Linked DNA regions of Homo sapiens: region 2 is linked to region 1. Evidence: read pairs that join two places in POLR2A ChIA-PET (ENCODE). Cell type or tissue: OCI-LY7. All regions are shown on one strand.

The links. ChIA-PET counts read pairs that join two places held together with the same protein. Peaks named below come from ENCODE experiments on the same cell type or tissue, not always from the same donor. Only the 100,000 strongest peaks of a DNase experiment are listed, where the experiment ranks them.
Region 2: POLR2A ChIA-PET joins it to region 1 with 6 read pairs; 13 of 35 experiments call an interaction of 5 or more read pairs at or near these places.

The regions. Positions count from the first base shown.
Region 1 is chr6:15,417,360-15,425,359 of GRCh38, forward strand. All of the region lies in intron 3 of JARID2 (jumonji and AT-rich interaction domain containing 2), which reads left to right. Among named protein-coding and RNA genes, the nearest start is that of DTNBP1-AS1, 120 kb to the right of the region's middle. RefSeq lists an enhancer at 5,141-5,200. In OCI-LY7, no CTCF peak of the experiment used is centred here; a DNase peak (open chromatin) is centred at 3,982.
Region 2 is chr6:15,227,049-15,235,048 of GRCh38, forward strand. No RefSeq gene overlaps it. Among named protein-coding and RNA genes, the nearest start is that of JARID2-DT, 14 kb to the right of the region's middle. In OCI-LY7, no CTCF peak of the experiment used is centred here; a DNase peak (open chromatin) is centred at 5,953; H3K4me3 peaks cover 358 bases; H3K27ac peaks cover 673 bases.

The DNA of each region.
Region 1 (8,000 bases):
GTTCTCTCATCTGAAAGATGTGAATCACAGTAGTAACTGCCTGATGGTGTTTTGTGACCTGAATAAATTAATTCTTGAAGAGAATTTTGGTGTATTGGTTGGGTGCAATGGCTCACACCTATAACCCCAGCACTTTGGGAGGCTGAGGCCGGCCGGCCACTTGAATCCAGGAGTTGGAGAGACCTGCGTGGGCAATATGGCGAAACTCCATTTCTACCAAAAAATACAAAAAAAATTAGCTGGGCCTGTTGACATGAGCCTGTAGTCCCAGTTACAGGAGGGTGAGATGAGAGGATCGTTTGAGTCTGGGAGATGGAGGTTGCAGTTAGCTGTGATCGTGCCATCACACTCCATCCTGGGGGACAGATCCAGACTCTGTCTCAAAAAAAAACTAAATAAGCGAATAAATAAATAAAAAATTCTCATGTATAAATGGTACTCTGTATGTTAGATGTTAGTAGCCATTGTCAGTATATGTGACACATGAATTGCTACATGTGAGTATGCACATCCTTTCGAGACTTCTCTGACTTGTTTCAGAGGGTTTTTAATTTACACAAATGATTTATATCTTTCCTCTCTGTCAGCCCTACCACAGCCATCTGTAGGCAGATGGAAATGTATGGGTACTCCCTCTTTTGAAGTTATTGAGTCACGGGAAGGACCCTGTGGTGTATGTTGTAAATTTCCTCTGCCGAGCTTGGTGCGACCTAGTATTTGCCTGAATGGAGCAGGCAAGAGTGGTGGGGTGAGGAGATTCCATCGTGGCTGCTCATGCATTAGTCATTGCTTCACCTTAGGGAGAGACCCAGAACCCTAATGTTTAGTGTTGGGATCTCTTGTTAACTATATTCCTCTTTTTTTTTTTTTTTTTTTGGTAAGACAGTCTTGCTCTGTCGCCAGGCTGGAGTGCAGTGGCATGATCTCGTCTCACTGCACCCTCCGCCCTCCCGAGTTCAAGCCATTCCATGCCTCAGCCTCCTGAGTAGCTGGGACTACAGGTGCATGCCACCACACTTGGCTAATTTTTGTATTTTTAGTAGAGACGGTTTCACCATGTTGGCCAGGATGGTCTCTATCTCCTAACCTCGTGATCGCCCGCCTCGTCCTCCCAGAGTTCTGGGATTACAGGCATATGAGCCACTGTGCCCGGTCAACTATATTCTTTAGAAGGGTATATTGCTTTTTGTGTACTAACAGACTTTAAAATAAAAACTCTTAAGAGTTTCTATTTAACTAGTACAGAAGTACCGACTCTGTCTCTAAAGGGATGTAACTTTTTTGTTAAACAAGGAGCTGCTGTATTTTAGTTAGGCTTTCGATCCAATAGGACTTAGTTTAAACACTGTTTGTCCTATTAGATTGAATTTTGAATGTAAAGAATCATTGGAAGTGTATGGATTTCATAACTCAGTGTACTCTGAGATATGACATGCCTCTGGATATGAAGACATGTTGAAAGTGGTGAGAATTCTCTCAGGCTTTTAACAGGTATGATATTCACAGCTACATTGTCTGCACGACTGTGTTCCTTATTCTTTTTGGTCTGAGTTACTTTGATGGTATAAAATACTTTTATTTACTTCGAGTTTGAAAGGAAGATAAGCCCAAATGTATACGAATCTTCTTGATAGCATGCATGAATTGGGATTATTCAAAGTGAGCATCCTTAATAATTGGAATTATATTAAATAAGTGCCTAGTTTTTACTCATTCCTGTATCAAAAATAAATTAGTAGTATAATTTACTATTAAATGCAAAAAAGTGAAAGCAAAACAATCAGCAAAAGGCTTAACATTTCTCTTAACCCTTGATTTATATTTAGAAGCTTCCACTGATCAGGTTATTTGGAGTTTATTTTGTTCTTACAACCTGGAGATATATTTTATAAATAAGAGAAGTACTAGTTTAATTTTCAACTTTAGAGTTATCATGGGTGAAATGTACTCTCTACTACAGAAAGTAAAGAAAAATTGAGTAATAGATTATGATGTGGCAGTTTTGAACACAAAAGATGTGGAAGTAAATATAAAGTAAATATGGGTAAATCTCGCCTATCTTCTGTTTCAAGTTATCTACGTAGTTGCCATTTTTGTTTCTAGTATCATTTGCATTTGCTTTTGCTTGAAGGATTTTAACATTTCTAACATTAGGTCTGCTGTTGATCATTCAGCTTTTGTATGTCTGGGAAGATCTCATTTCACCCACATTAAAAAAATACTTTTATGATAATTGTAGAATTACATGCAGTTATACAAAATACACCTTCATTTCTTATAGATATTTTTGCTGGGTATAAAATTTTAGGTTAATAGTCATTCACCATCAGTACTTCAGTGACACTGCCCCACTGTCCCGATGTGCATCATTTCTGATGAGAATCCTGTTGTTATTTTCATAGCTTTGTAGGAGCAATCATTTACCACAATTTTCTTTTGAATCCCTTACTGGTTTTAGGCAATTTGATACGATGTGCCTTGGCAGTTTTTATTTCCAGAGTTTGAGATTCATTGAGTGTATTAGGTTTGTAGATTTCATTTACTATGGAAAAATTAGAGCCATTATTATTTCAAATATTTTCGTGTGCATTCGTCTCCCCTTTGGGGACCTAATTTTCATATATATTACTCTGAAGTTGTCCCATAGCTCATGTGTTTTGTTCCTTTTTTGATCTGTATGTTGCATTTTAGATAGTTTATACCCTAAATCTGCTGGTAAGACTATTGAATATATCTTTTATCTCAGACATTGTTATTATATTTTAGAAGTTACAGCTGGGCACGCCTGTAATCCTAGCACTTCGGGAGGCCGAGGCGGGTGGATCACCAGGTCAGGAGTTCAAGACCTTCCTGGCCAACATGGTGAAACCCTGTCTCTACTAAAAATACAAAAATTAGCTGGGCGTGGTGGTGCGCATCTGTAATCCCAGCTACTCAGGAGGCTGAGGCAGGAGAATTGCTTGAACCCAGGAGGCGGAGGTTGCAGTGAGCCAAGATCACACCACTGCACTACAGCCTGGGTGACAGAGCAAGACTCCATAAAAAAAAAAAAAAGAAGTTAGATTTTGGTCTTTCCATAATCTTCAGTGTCTCTAGTAATATGCTTATTCTTTGGTGTTTCTTGAACATGTGGAGTACAGTTACAAGAGATATTTGAGTATATGTGCTATTTTTGTCTTCCATTATTTACAAAACAGTTTTGATTGATTAATCTTCCTCCTCATCAGTCATATTTTCCTGCATCTTTGCATGTCTGGTAGCTTTTTATTACTTGACAGACACTAAATTTTTCTCTGGCTGTGGGAAATGTTCGTATTTCTCTACATATTCTTGAGCATTGTTCTGAGATCTGATTATTAGGGAACAGTTTGATCTGTTTGGATCTTGGTTTCAAGCATGGTTAGGTAGGGCCAAAGCAGTGTTTACTGTGAGGCATTGTTTCCCTGCTACTCAGGCAAAAACCCTTACGAGTATTTTACTTGATGTCCTATGGATTATGTTTACCATGTAGGCTAGTAAGAATGGGCACTATTCCTGGTGCTTTTACAATTTGGATACTGTTCCTGCTAATCCTTTCTGGAAATACTTTCTCTTGGGTAGCTTCCTAACACAAATGTGCTTGTTAGTACTCAGCGGAAGACATGAGGAGCGCCTTTGGCAGATTCCATTGTTGTCTGTGTGGCTCTGGCCTCTGCTGTGCTCTGCCTTACACATTATATCACCTTGGCCTCCCCTTGTGTTTCTCAACCCCGGCTCTGCTTGCCCTTTCCGTAACTGCTGCAGCCTGGACATTCTCTCAGGGCAGTGAGCTGGAGGGATCATTTGTTTTCCATCCGTCAGGGATCACAGTATGTTGCTATATGGTGGCCGTTGTTTTGTGTGGATTTTTAGTTCTTTCAGACAGGCAAGAGGTATAAATCCTGTCTAGCTTCACTAAAAGCGGAAGTTCTTTCTGTTCTTTGAATGTTGAATGAGAGTGTGAGAGAGACACGTACCATCAGGAAATGGAACTAGCCACGGTCATAGCTTTTCATTTAGTTTTGTTAGTCTTTAAAAAAAAAAAAAGGTGAACAGCGTAAGTAAGCCCTGACTCCAAGAAAAAAAATTCAAAATTAATAAACATAAGCATTCGGCCTATAATAAAAATAGTAAACTCCATTCCATAATAAAGCCTGTGACTATTAGAAGTCCTTCTTTGAAGCTATGTAATCTGTCTCTTCCGTTAGGAAGAACTGACCTTAGCCTAGATAATATTGTGCTAAAAATTTTTACCTTAATTCTTTTGAAATACCTGTTTTTAAGGTTTTACCACCCTCACTTGGCAGCTGAGTTAATAGGATTTGGATCTAAGCTTTCACATCTATAATGCCTGGACTTTGCCACTGTACCATGTCACCTTCCATAAGTTGTAGCAAATGTAGGTCTGAATTTTCAGGTGTGTGCATCTGGACAGCAGTTGGCTTGGTGAGCTGTACTGGGGGTGGGGGTGCAGTTTGAACTGGGGTCTGGCCTGGTCCACAACTGTGCTGAGGGGCACCTCTTGCTGTCATGCCTAGTGTTACTCTTCAGCTGACCTCTTCTAGTAAATAATCTCTTCTGCCAAGGGATGTATTCCTTCTTTTCTGAAGTACATGAAATGCCTTGCTTCATTATAAACTGAGCGATGGATAGAAAGGGGAAAAGTTTTAGCTTATCTTGAGCAGAACCTACAGCTCCCGAAATCCTCTCTTGGGTCCTCCAATGTTAGAGGTCCTTTTGTTTAAGGACCCTGGAGAGAAGCGCGTCCAGGAGAGGGCCCAGCTCAGCTGACTGTTGTTTCAGGTAGCTGCTGCAAGTAGATCTGTGATTACTTGTTGATTTTAGTGGGTGGTTCTCTGTCCTTCTGGACGAATACTCTTTTTCTTTACTTTTCCTGCAGTGAGCTGGAGTTGGTAGGTTTGGGGTGGCTCACATCACAGTGCTTGCTTGTGCATATTCACCTTTCCCATGGAAATCTTCCAAGTGTGGGAGGGAAGTTTGTATTTCACGCACTGTGCCTTCACCTTGATCAGCAAGGTGAACCTGAGTTCCTGGGTTTCAGTGTCTGAGGTTGGATAGCACAGAGCTAAGGAAGCGTTTTCTGAGTGTGCCAGCAATTCTCGCTGGGCTGTGCATGCTCTGTTTCCTGGAGGCTGCACATGCTGCTCATCGACATTCGTGGTCAGGTTCTTTCCCTGCAGCAAAAACCCTTGGTTCAGACCTCATTTAACTCACAATTTCTCACCTCTGCTCTAGGGGTACCCAAGATGGTGGCTGTGTCTCCCCACTTCTGCTTCCCCATCAGGAAATAGAGCCCCACCATGGGTGTCTACACAATAGATGAAGCTGGTCAAATAAACACGAAATCTGACTGGTTTTGTGTGGGCTTCCCCGCTCCCCCTCCCTCTCTCAGAATTTTAAGTGCTTGGCAGAATACTGCTTATGTGACTCTGTTTTGGGATTATAAAACAATCTTTTGTATTGCTCCAGTTTACAGGAAGCAGCTCCTTTTTTCTCATTAATGACGCCTGTTGTTGAGTCCATCTTGTCTTCTCATGGGTTAGGCCTACTTGACTATGCTATCAAGGCTTACAGGTGTAGCCTAGTCTTTTTTTTTTTTTTTTTTTTAAACATTTATTTGAGACAGGGCCTGGCTCTGTTGCCCAGGCTGGAGTGCAGTGTTACGATATCGGCACACTGTAACCTCCGCGTCCTGGGTGCAAGTGATCCTCCTGTCTCAGCCTCCAAGTAGGTGGGACTACAGGTATGTGCCACCACGTCCAGCTAATTATTTTCATTTTTTGTAGAAGTAGGTTTTCACCATGTTGCTCAGGCTGGTCTCGAACTCCTGGGCTTGGTTGATCTGCCTGACTCAGCCTCCCATTGTTGGGATTACAGGTGTGAGCCACTATGCCTGGCCTGCATCCCAGTCATCTGTCATTGGAAAGAAAGCTGAGGTCCAGCTCGTTTTTTGAGGTTGGGGACAGGATAGTGGTTTTGGCTTTTGGGAAGAATTGTGCAACTACTAAATTCAGAAGGATTAATATAGGAGGTAGAGTTCAACATCACAGAAGGAAGAGTTTGGATGGGGAATGTGGTTTGTTGGTGTAACACTGTGGGGCAAGTTGTTCCTGAGTCATGGGACAAAGACAGGCTGGTATTTTAAGTTCACTTTTATGGGTCATGTGTGGGTAGATTTGTGTGGCTTACGTGGCAGGATGGACTGCAGGTTCCATTTCAAATTGTTACTACCTAGATCAGGATAATTAAGTCTGAGAGGTACCTCTGTATGCTTGACCTCACCCTGGGCTGAGCACGTACGTTTTATCCTTGGTATGGGATATCTGTTTGCAGGATGCTGGAGAAGCTTGTCACTTCTCATCTCCACTCCTTGCTGGCCTCTGCTTCCCTTGGGGCCGTGATAGGGAAGAGGTGTGAACATGTGTCTGGTGACCAGTGTTTTGGGTTCCTGCAACTGTGAATACCTTTATGGTGCTGCTGTGCCTTTGCAGGTGCCCTGTCTTTGGGTGGAGCTCCGTTTTTGTTTTCCCCAAGACACCTCCTCTCCCGGAGGGTCTTTTTGTTAACCTCTGGTCCCTTTCTCTAGTGGTCAGGCTTCATCCCCTCGTTGGTCTGCGTTGTTTGGCCAGTACTTACTACTTTCACTGCTTAGACATCTGAGCCCGCATTCCTAAACTCTTTCTGGGAGGCACACAGACGTGGATAGACCTGTATGTATTCATCCCTGGCTGCCTCTTTTTTTTTTTTTTTTAAGAGATGGGGTCTTGCTTTGTTGCCCACATTAGTCTCAAACTCCCAGCCTCAAGTGATCCTCCTGCCTCGGCCTCCCAAATTTCTGGAATTACAGTCATGAGCCACTGTGCCTGGCCATTGACTGTCTCTTGATCTTCAAGCCCTTCTTGGCTTATTTTGATTTGGAATTGATTTACACCAGGAGGAGTTCTCCCTCCACAATCCTCCAAATGTTGTGGCTTAGTGTCAAACATGTTTTTCTAGCCCAGTCTTATAATTAACCCTTTGATTAGAAATTAGGAGAAAAGAGCAAAATTTATGATTATAGATTCATATAGACTGGGCTTGAATCTAAAGTAATACTCTGTCCCTGGGGGAGTCAGTTATCTGAAAGAAGAGCAATTTTGCAGAGTGGCTCTGTTGATGTTAATAACAGCAAACACTTGGCCAGGCGTGGTGGCTCACGCCTGTAATCCCAGCACTTTGGGGGGCTGAGTTGGGCGGATCACCTGAGGTCGGGAGTTCGAGACCAGTGTGACCAACATGGAGAACCCCTGCCTCCACTAAAAAAATACAAAATTAGCTTGGTGTGGTGGCGCATCCTTGTAATCCCAGCTACTCAGGAGGCTGAGGCAGGAGAATCGCTTGAACCAAGGAGGCGGAGGTTGCGGTGAGCTGAGATCGTGCCATTGCACTCCAGCCTGGGCAACAAGAGCAAAACTCTGTCTCAAACAAAACAAAACAACAACAACAACAACAAACCAGCAAACACTTACATAGCATTTATGATGTGCTGTCCACTTCCACTGTTTTACATTCCTTACATATGTTAGCCCATTTTATTCTCATAGCAAAATCATTAAGATACGTTATTTTATTATCATCCCCATCCTACCGATGAGAACACTGAGGCACAGAAGACTATACTTGTCTGGGAGACAAGGCTCCCGGTATGTAATACAGACTCAGTAAATGATGTCTGCTCACCTTAAATAAGTCAATGAAGAGCCATCATAATGTACTGATGACAAACAGAGAATAGTATAGTTGTACCTTCAAAATTTTTGGAGTGGCCTGAGAATTCTGGGGTGTGGCAAAGTGATTCCATTTTAACCTTCAGAGGATTGTGACCTCCAAGGAGCACATATGCATAGGTGCTAATTTGTAAATGAAAACGCATGCTAATAGTTTTCTCAGGTGCTGAGATGCAGCTACATATGATTGATTTA
Region 2 (8,000 bases), 190 kb before region 1:
CCACGCTGGTCTCGAACTCCTGACCTCAGGTGATCCACCTTGCTTGGCCTCCCAAAGTGCTGGGATTACAGGTGTGAGCCCCTGTGCCCGGCTGAATTCAATATATTTTTGAAAGCTAGAGAAGAAAGCAAATTGAGTCCTTAATGGCAAAAATAAGGGAAAAAAATTTGCATTCTTTCAAGTCGTGGCCAAATTAATGGAAATAAGTAGTACCGGTATTCATAGTAGGACCTTCTGAGTAAGCCAATTCTCCTCCATAGGACTGAATTATTCTCAAATTAAAATAATCATCCATGAGGTCTACATTTCATGACTTAGTCCATCCATGCATACAACCCAATTCCTACCACAATCTGAATCAGTTTAAACATGATTGAACGTCACTATGCAGGATTTATCATATTTGCGACAGGAAAAACATTCGGTTTGGCAGGAAACAAATGATATTACAGGGCCCAAAGGTGAGTAATTGGCCCTAATGACTTGGAAATAAATTTGAATTCGCATTGGGTAGGCTGTATAAATATATACTGTATAACTGAATGCCTGGTGCTTTGGGGGGACAAGCGGGGTGGGAGTGGGGGGCGAGGGGAGGGGAGAGCATTGTTGTCAGCCTCTCCCTTGCAGCTGGTGCCATTCCTACTTTCTTCTCCTCCCCAAGCTGAATGACAGTAGGTTAAAGGAACTGTTGAAGCACAGACAATGAGCAAAGAAAGTGGCAATTCACAGCCTATTAACCTTGGATTTTGGAAGTTGTGCCACCCCCCCACCCCGACTCTCCACTACAGCTGGCTTTAAAATCACAGCTTTTAAGGATTCGCCTCCAGGTCTAAGGTGGGAGTTACGCTTTTGGTTAAGAGTGACCAAGAATTGAAAGAATTTCCTGGGAGTCCTGGAAAGGTAACTCAGGTGGAGAAAGTCTTCTTGGTGGATCAGAGATCAGATGCAGGGGCTGGGTGTGGTGGCTCATGTCTGTAAACTCACCACTTTGGATCAGAGTCCGAATGCATGGCAGGGACGGCACTTGGTAACTGTAATTTATGTGCCTTTGCTTCCAAGTGTTCAGAGAAATGGGTATGAAGACAGCAGCCTTATTTCAGAGGACATTGATTGATTCAGTCATTCTGAAAATATTTATTGAGAGCTTGTTCTGCCCTTCATTGGATGCACAGCCAAGAATGGAACAAAGAGGCCGGCACAGTGGCGCCTGTAATCTGAGCACCCTGGGAGGCCGAGGCAGGTGGATCACCTGAGGTCAGGAGTTTGAGACCAGCCTGGCCAACCTGGTGAAACCATTTCTACTAAAAGTATGAAAATTAGCCAGGTGTGGGAGTATGCACCTGTAATCCCAGCTACTCGGGAGGCCGAGGCAAAATAAACTCTTGAACCTGGGAGGCGGAGGTTGCAGTGAGCCCAGATCGCGCCACTGCATTCCAGCCTGGGCGACAGAATGAGACTCTGTTTCAAAAAAAAAGAGAAAAGAATGAAACAAAGGCTTTGCCCTCATGCAACTTGCAGTCTCAAATGTCTTTCCAAGCTACGGTGACTAACCTCACTGGTATGCCCAGGACTGAAATTTCTGGAATGTAGGGCTTTCAGTGCTAATACCAGAAAGTTCCTAGCAAATCAAAACTAGGCTGTTTGCTTTTAAAATTTTTTTTACAGGCCTGGTACAGTGGTTCACACCTGTAATCCCAGCACTTTGGGAGGTTGATGCAGGAGAATCACTTGAGCCCAGAAGTTTGAGACCAGCCTGGTCAACATAGCAAGACTCCATCTCTACAAAAAAAATTAAAACATTAGGCTGGGCATGGTGGCTCATGCCTGTAATCCCAACACTTTGTTTTGTTTTGTTTTGTTTTGTTTGAGATGGAGTCTCACTCCTGTTGCCCAGGCTGGAGTGCAGTGTCGCGATCTCGGCTCACTGCAATTGCCACCTCCCAGGTTCAAGCAATTCTCCTGCCTCAGCATCCCAAGTAGCTGGGATTACAGGCGCACACCACCATGCCAGGCTAATTTAATCCCAGCACTTTGGGAGGCTGAGGCTGGTGGATCGTTTGAGGTCAGGAGTGCAAAACCAGCCTGGGCAACATGGAGAAACCAGTCTGTACTAAAAATAGAAAAATTAGCCAGATGTGGTGGCCGGCACCTGTAATCCCACTTACTCAGGAGGCTGAAGCAGGAGAATTGCTTGAACCCGTGAGGCAGAGGTTGCTGTGAGCCGAGATTGTGCCACTGCACTCCAGCCTGGGTGACAGAGCGAGATTCTGTCTCAAACAAAAAAAAAACAAAACAACAACAACAACAACAGCAAAAGGCCAGGCACGGTGACTCACGCTTGTAATCCCAGCACTTTGGGAGGCCGAGGCAGGCGGATCATGAAGTCAGGAGATCGAGACTATCCTGGCTAACATGGTGAAACCCCGTCTCTACTAAAAATACAAAGACTTAGCCGGGAGAGGTGGCAGGCGCCTATAGTCCCAGCTACTTGGGAGGCTGAGGCAGGAGAATGGCGTGAACCTGGGAGGCCGAGCTTGCAGTGAGCTGAGATGGCACCACTGCACTCCAGCCTGGGCGACAGAGCGAGACTCCGTCTCAAAAAAAAAAAAAAATTAGCTACACATGGTGGCACGCACCTGTAGTCCCAGCTACTCTGGAGGGTGAGGTGAGGATCACTAGAGCCCAGGAGATCCAGGCTGCAGTGAGCCATGAGCTCACCACAGCACCCTAGCTTGGGTGACAGAGTGAGATCCTGTCTCAAAAAAAAAATAAAAAAGTTTTAGAGTCAGACTTTCTCTATGCTGCCCAAGCTGAGCTCAAGAAATCCTCTTGTCTCAGCCTCCTGAGTAGCTGGGACGGCAGACATGTGCCACCATGCATGGCTCATGGTTGGTTTTTCAAATTATTGTCAAGTGTTATAAAAATTTGAGTTGTTCTTTTAAAATATAGTATAAACTCATCTACTAAATCAGCAAAATGAAATACCTTCGCTGCTTCTTTATTTTACTTATTATTATATTTTTATATATTTACTTATATTTTTATTATATTTACTTATTATTAATTTTAGATGGAGTCTTGCTCTGTTGGCAGGCTGGAGTACAGTGGCATGATCTCGGCTCACTGCAACCACCACCTCCCGGGTTCAAGCGATTCTCCTGCCTCAGCTTCCCAAGTAGCTGGGATTACAGGTGCATGCCACCAGGCCCAGGTAATTTTTCTATTTTCAGTAGAGATGGGGTTTTGCCATGTTGGCCAGGCTGGTCTCCAGCTCTTGACCTTAAGTGATCCACTCACCTCAGCCTCCCAAAGTGCTGGGATTACAGGCATGAGCCACTGTGCCTGGTCTGCTTCTTTATTTTAAAATGTGGGGCTAAAAAAACCTTTTTAAAAAAGATTTGGGAACAGCTGGGCATGGCGGCTCATGCCTCTAATCCCAGCACTTTGGGAGGCCGAGGAGGGCGGATCACGAGGTCAGGAGATCGAGACCATCCTGGCTAATACGGTGAAACTCCATCTCTACTAAAAAATACAAAAAAAAAAAAAAAAATTAGCCGGGCGTGGTGGTTGGCCCCTGTAGTCCCAGCTACTTGGGAGGCTGAGGCAGGAGAATGGCGTGAACCCAGGAGGCGTATGTTGCAGTGAGCCAAGATCGTGCCACTGCACTCCAGCCTGGGCGATAGAGTGAGACTCCGTCTCAAAAAAAAAAAAAAAAAAACAAAAAAAAGATTTGAGTCTTGCTATGTCTCCCAGGCTGGATTGCGGTGGTACAATCATAGCTCACTGCAGCCTCAAACTCTGAGGCTCAAGCAATCCTTCTGCCTCAGCCTCCTGAGTAGCTGGGACCACAGGTGCCACCATGCCCAGATAACTTTTACATTTTTTGTAGAGATGGGGTCTTGCTATGTTGCCCAGGCTGGTCTCAAGCTCCTGAGCTCAAGTGATCCTCTAACCTCGGCCTCTCAAAGTGTTGGCATTTCAGGTGTGAGCCATTTCGCCTAGCTGATGTGGTGACTTAAACAACAAAAATTTATTTCCTCACAGTTTTGGAAGCTGTAAGTCTGAGATCAAGGTGTCAGAAGGATTGGTTTCTCTTAGAGCCTGTCCCTTTCACTAAAGCTGGCTGTCTTCTTCCTGTGTCCTTATAAGCTCTTCCCTCTTCGTGTCTATGTCTTAATCTCTCTCTCTTTTTTTTTTTTTTTTTTTTGAGGCGGAGTCTCCCTCTGTCTCCCAGCATGGAGTGCAGTGGTGCAATCTCGGCTCACCATAACCTCCATCTCCCGGGTTCAAGTGATTCTCCTGCCTCAGCCTCCCGAGTAGCTGGGACTACAGGCATGCTCCACTATGCCCAGCTAATTTTTGTATTTGTATTTTTAGTAGAGACGGTGTTTCACTATATTGGCCAGGCTGGTCTTGAACTCCTGACCACGTGATCCGCCCGCCTCGGCCTCCCAAAGTGCTGGAATTATAGGCTTGAGCCACCGCGCCCGGCCTTTTTTTTTTTTTTGGACACAGGGTCTCACTGTCACAGCAAAGCTGGAGTGTAGTGGTGTGATCATGGCTCACTACAGCCTTGCACTTCTGGGCTCAAGCGATCCTTCCACCTCAGCCTCCCAAGTAGCTGGGATTACAGGCGTGTGCCAACTGTAATGTAGAGTTAATTTTTTATTTTGAGACAGAGTTTTGCTCTTGTTGCCCAGGCTGGAGTGCAAGGGCACAATCTCCGCTCACAGCAACCTCCACCTCCCGGGTTCAAGCAATTCTCCTGCCTCAGCACCTGCTGCCTTACAGGCACCTGCTGCCACATCTGGCTAATTTTGTATTTTTAGTAGAGACAGCGTTTCTCTATGTTGATCAGGCTGGTCTTGAACTCCTGAGCTCAGGCAATCCACCCGCCTCAGCCTCCCAAAGTGCTGGGATTATAGGCATGAGCCACCGCGCCCGGCCATGTGGGGCTAATTTTTAATTTTTTTGTACAGATTGGGGTCTCACTATTTGCCTAGGTTGGTCTCAAACTGCTGGGCTCAAGCGATCCTCCCCAGTCTGCCTCCCAAAGCATTGAGATTAGAGATGTGAGCCACCGCACTCAATCGACTCCTCTTATAAGGACACCAGTCATCTCAGGTTGAAGCTCACCCATATGACCTCATTTTAACTTAATTACCTCTTTACAGACTCTATTTCCAAAGTCAGTCATATTCTGAGGTACTGGGGACTATGACTTCAACATACGAATTTTTGGGGGGAACAATTCAATCCAACAGCAGAAGACAGGTATCATTTGTCAGCTGAATATATCTATCCTCATCTTGAATTTTAGATTCACATTTTGTATTGAAAATGTTTGAAAAGCTGGGCATGGTGGCTCAGGTCTGCCATCCTCCAACTTTGGGATGCCAACGTGAGAGGACTGTTTGAGCCCAGGAGTTCGAGACCAGCCTGGACAATATAGCAAGACCTGTTTCTACAAAAAATAATTTTTTTTTTTTTTGAGACAGAGTCTTACTATGTCACCCAGGCTGGAGTGGAGTGGCGTGATCTCAGTTCACTGATACCTCCGCCTCCTGGGTTCAAGGGATTCTCTTGCCTCAGCCTCCCGAGTAGCTGGGACTACAGGTGCATGCCACCATGCCCAGCTAATTTTTTGTATCTTTAGGAGAGGCAGGGTTTCACCATGTTAGCCAGGATCGTCTCCATCTCCTGACCTCGTGATCTGCCCACCTAGGCCTCCTAAAGCGCTGGGATTACAGGCGTGAGCCACTGTGCCTGGCCAACAAGTTTTTGTTTTTTTAGGGTCTGTTGCTGAGGCTGGATTCGAACTCTTGGGCTCAAGGGACCCTCTGGTGCAACCTCCTGAATAGCTAGAACTACGGGTGTATGCTGCCATGCCTGGCTAACATAAAAGTATTTTATATCCGCTTTGGATAGTTCACACAAAGAGTTCTGGCTGGAAAGCCAAATAGAGATATTTTAAATGCCACTTGTTAACCATTTTCACTTCCTCAATAATTGCAACTCCTTGCTGGTAGCTGGCCTATTTGAAAGGGTACCTCAGATGCAGAGAATGATTTTTGAACAAAATGGTAAATGGCAGTATCACATGTCAATTTATGTATTTATGTATGTATGTATTTATTTTTTGAGACAGGGTCTTGCTCTGTCATCCAGGCTGGAGTGTAATGGCATGATTGTGGCTCACTGCAGCCTTGACTTTCTAGGCTCAGGTGATCCTTCCACCTTAGCTCCGTGAATAGCTGGGACTATAGGCATGAGCCACCAAGCCTGCTTAATTTATTTTTTTTGAGATGTAGTCTCACTCTGTTGCCCAGGCTGGAGTGCAGTGCTGCATGATGTCGGTTCACTGCAACCTCCGCCTCCCAGGTTCAAGCAATTCTCTGCCTCAGCCTCTGGAGTAGCTGGGATTACAGGTGCCCGCCACCATGCCCAGCTAATTTTTATATTTTTAGTAGAGATGGGGTTTCACCATCTTGGCCAGGCTGGTCTTGAACTCCTGACCTCATGATCCACCCACCTCAGCACCCCATAGTGCTGGGATTACAGGCATGAGCCACTGCACCTGGACTTTTTTTTTTTTTTTTTTTTTTAAGACATGGGGCCTCACTACATTGCCCAGGCTGGTTTTTTTTGTTTGTTTGTTTGTTTTTTTTTTTTTTTTTTTTTTTGAGACAGAATTTTGCTCTTGTTGCCCAGGCTGGAGTGCAGTGGCGCGATCTCAGCTCACCGCAACCTCCGCCTCCTGGATTCTATCAATTCTCCTACCTCAGCCTCCGGAGTAGCTGGGATTACAGGCATGCGCCACCACACCCAGCTAATTTTGTATTTTCAGTAGAGACGGGGTTTCTCCATGTTGGTCAGGCTGCTCTAGAACTCCTGACCTCAGGTGATCTGCCTGCCTCAGACTCCCAAAGTGCTGGGATTACAGGTGTGAGCCACTGCGCCCGGCACCCAGGCTGGTCTTGAACTCCGGGTTTCAAGTGATTCTCCCACCTTGGCCTCCCAAAGTGCTGGGATTATAGGCATGAGCCACCTGGTCTGGCCCATTTACTTATTTAACAAGCATTTATCTCCTATGGGACAGGTACTTTGCTGGGTAAGTGGGGAGATGTAGAGTAGAAGTAATGTGAATATGACCCTTACATCTGAGGCCTGGGAAAATCTGGGACAGTCCCAGGCATACTGACATGACTTGCGAAATCTCCAATCTCCAAGGATCTGCTCTATAGTAACTTCCAAAAATGTGGCTCCTTCCTTCTGGTTTTTCTTGCCTTCTAGGATAAGAGAATTCCAGGTTACCTGTTTTGGGTCAAAGGATGCTTTGGAGATACAAACTCTATCAACTGGGCCCCTGGTCTCACCTTCAAAAATATCAATTCAAACACTCAGAGTGCCAAAAGCATAACTGTGACCAATGTGTGTCCTATTTATATCTGTCTGTCTGGCTGTCTCTTTTGAGGTTTCTTTTTTTGTTTTTTTAGAGCTAGGGTCTTGCTCTGTTGCCCAGGCTGGAGTGCAGTGGTGCGATCATAGCTCACTGCAACCTCAAAGTTCTGGACTCAACTGATCAGTCCTCCTGCCTCAGCTCCCAAGTAGCTGTGACTATTGTGCCTTTGTGCCTGGCTAAGTTTAATACTTTTTTTTTTTTTTTGAGATGGAGGTTTTTGTTTTTTGTTTTTTGTTTTGTCTGTTGCCCAGGCTAGAGTACAATGGTATGTTCTCAGCTCACTGCAACATCTGCCTTCTGGGTTCAAGTGATTCTGCTGCCTCAGCCTTCCAGGTAGCTGGGACTAAAGGTGTGTACCACCACACCCGACTGATTTTTGTTTTTTTGTGTGTGTTTTTTTTTTTTTTTTGAGACGGAGTCTCACTCTGTCATCCAGGCTGGAGTGCAGTGGCACAATCACGGGCTCACTTCAACCTCTGCCTCGCGGGTCCAAGTGATTCTCCTGCCTCAGCCTCCCGAGCAGCGGGGGTTACAGGCA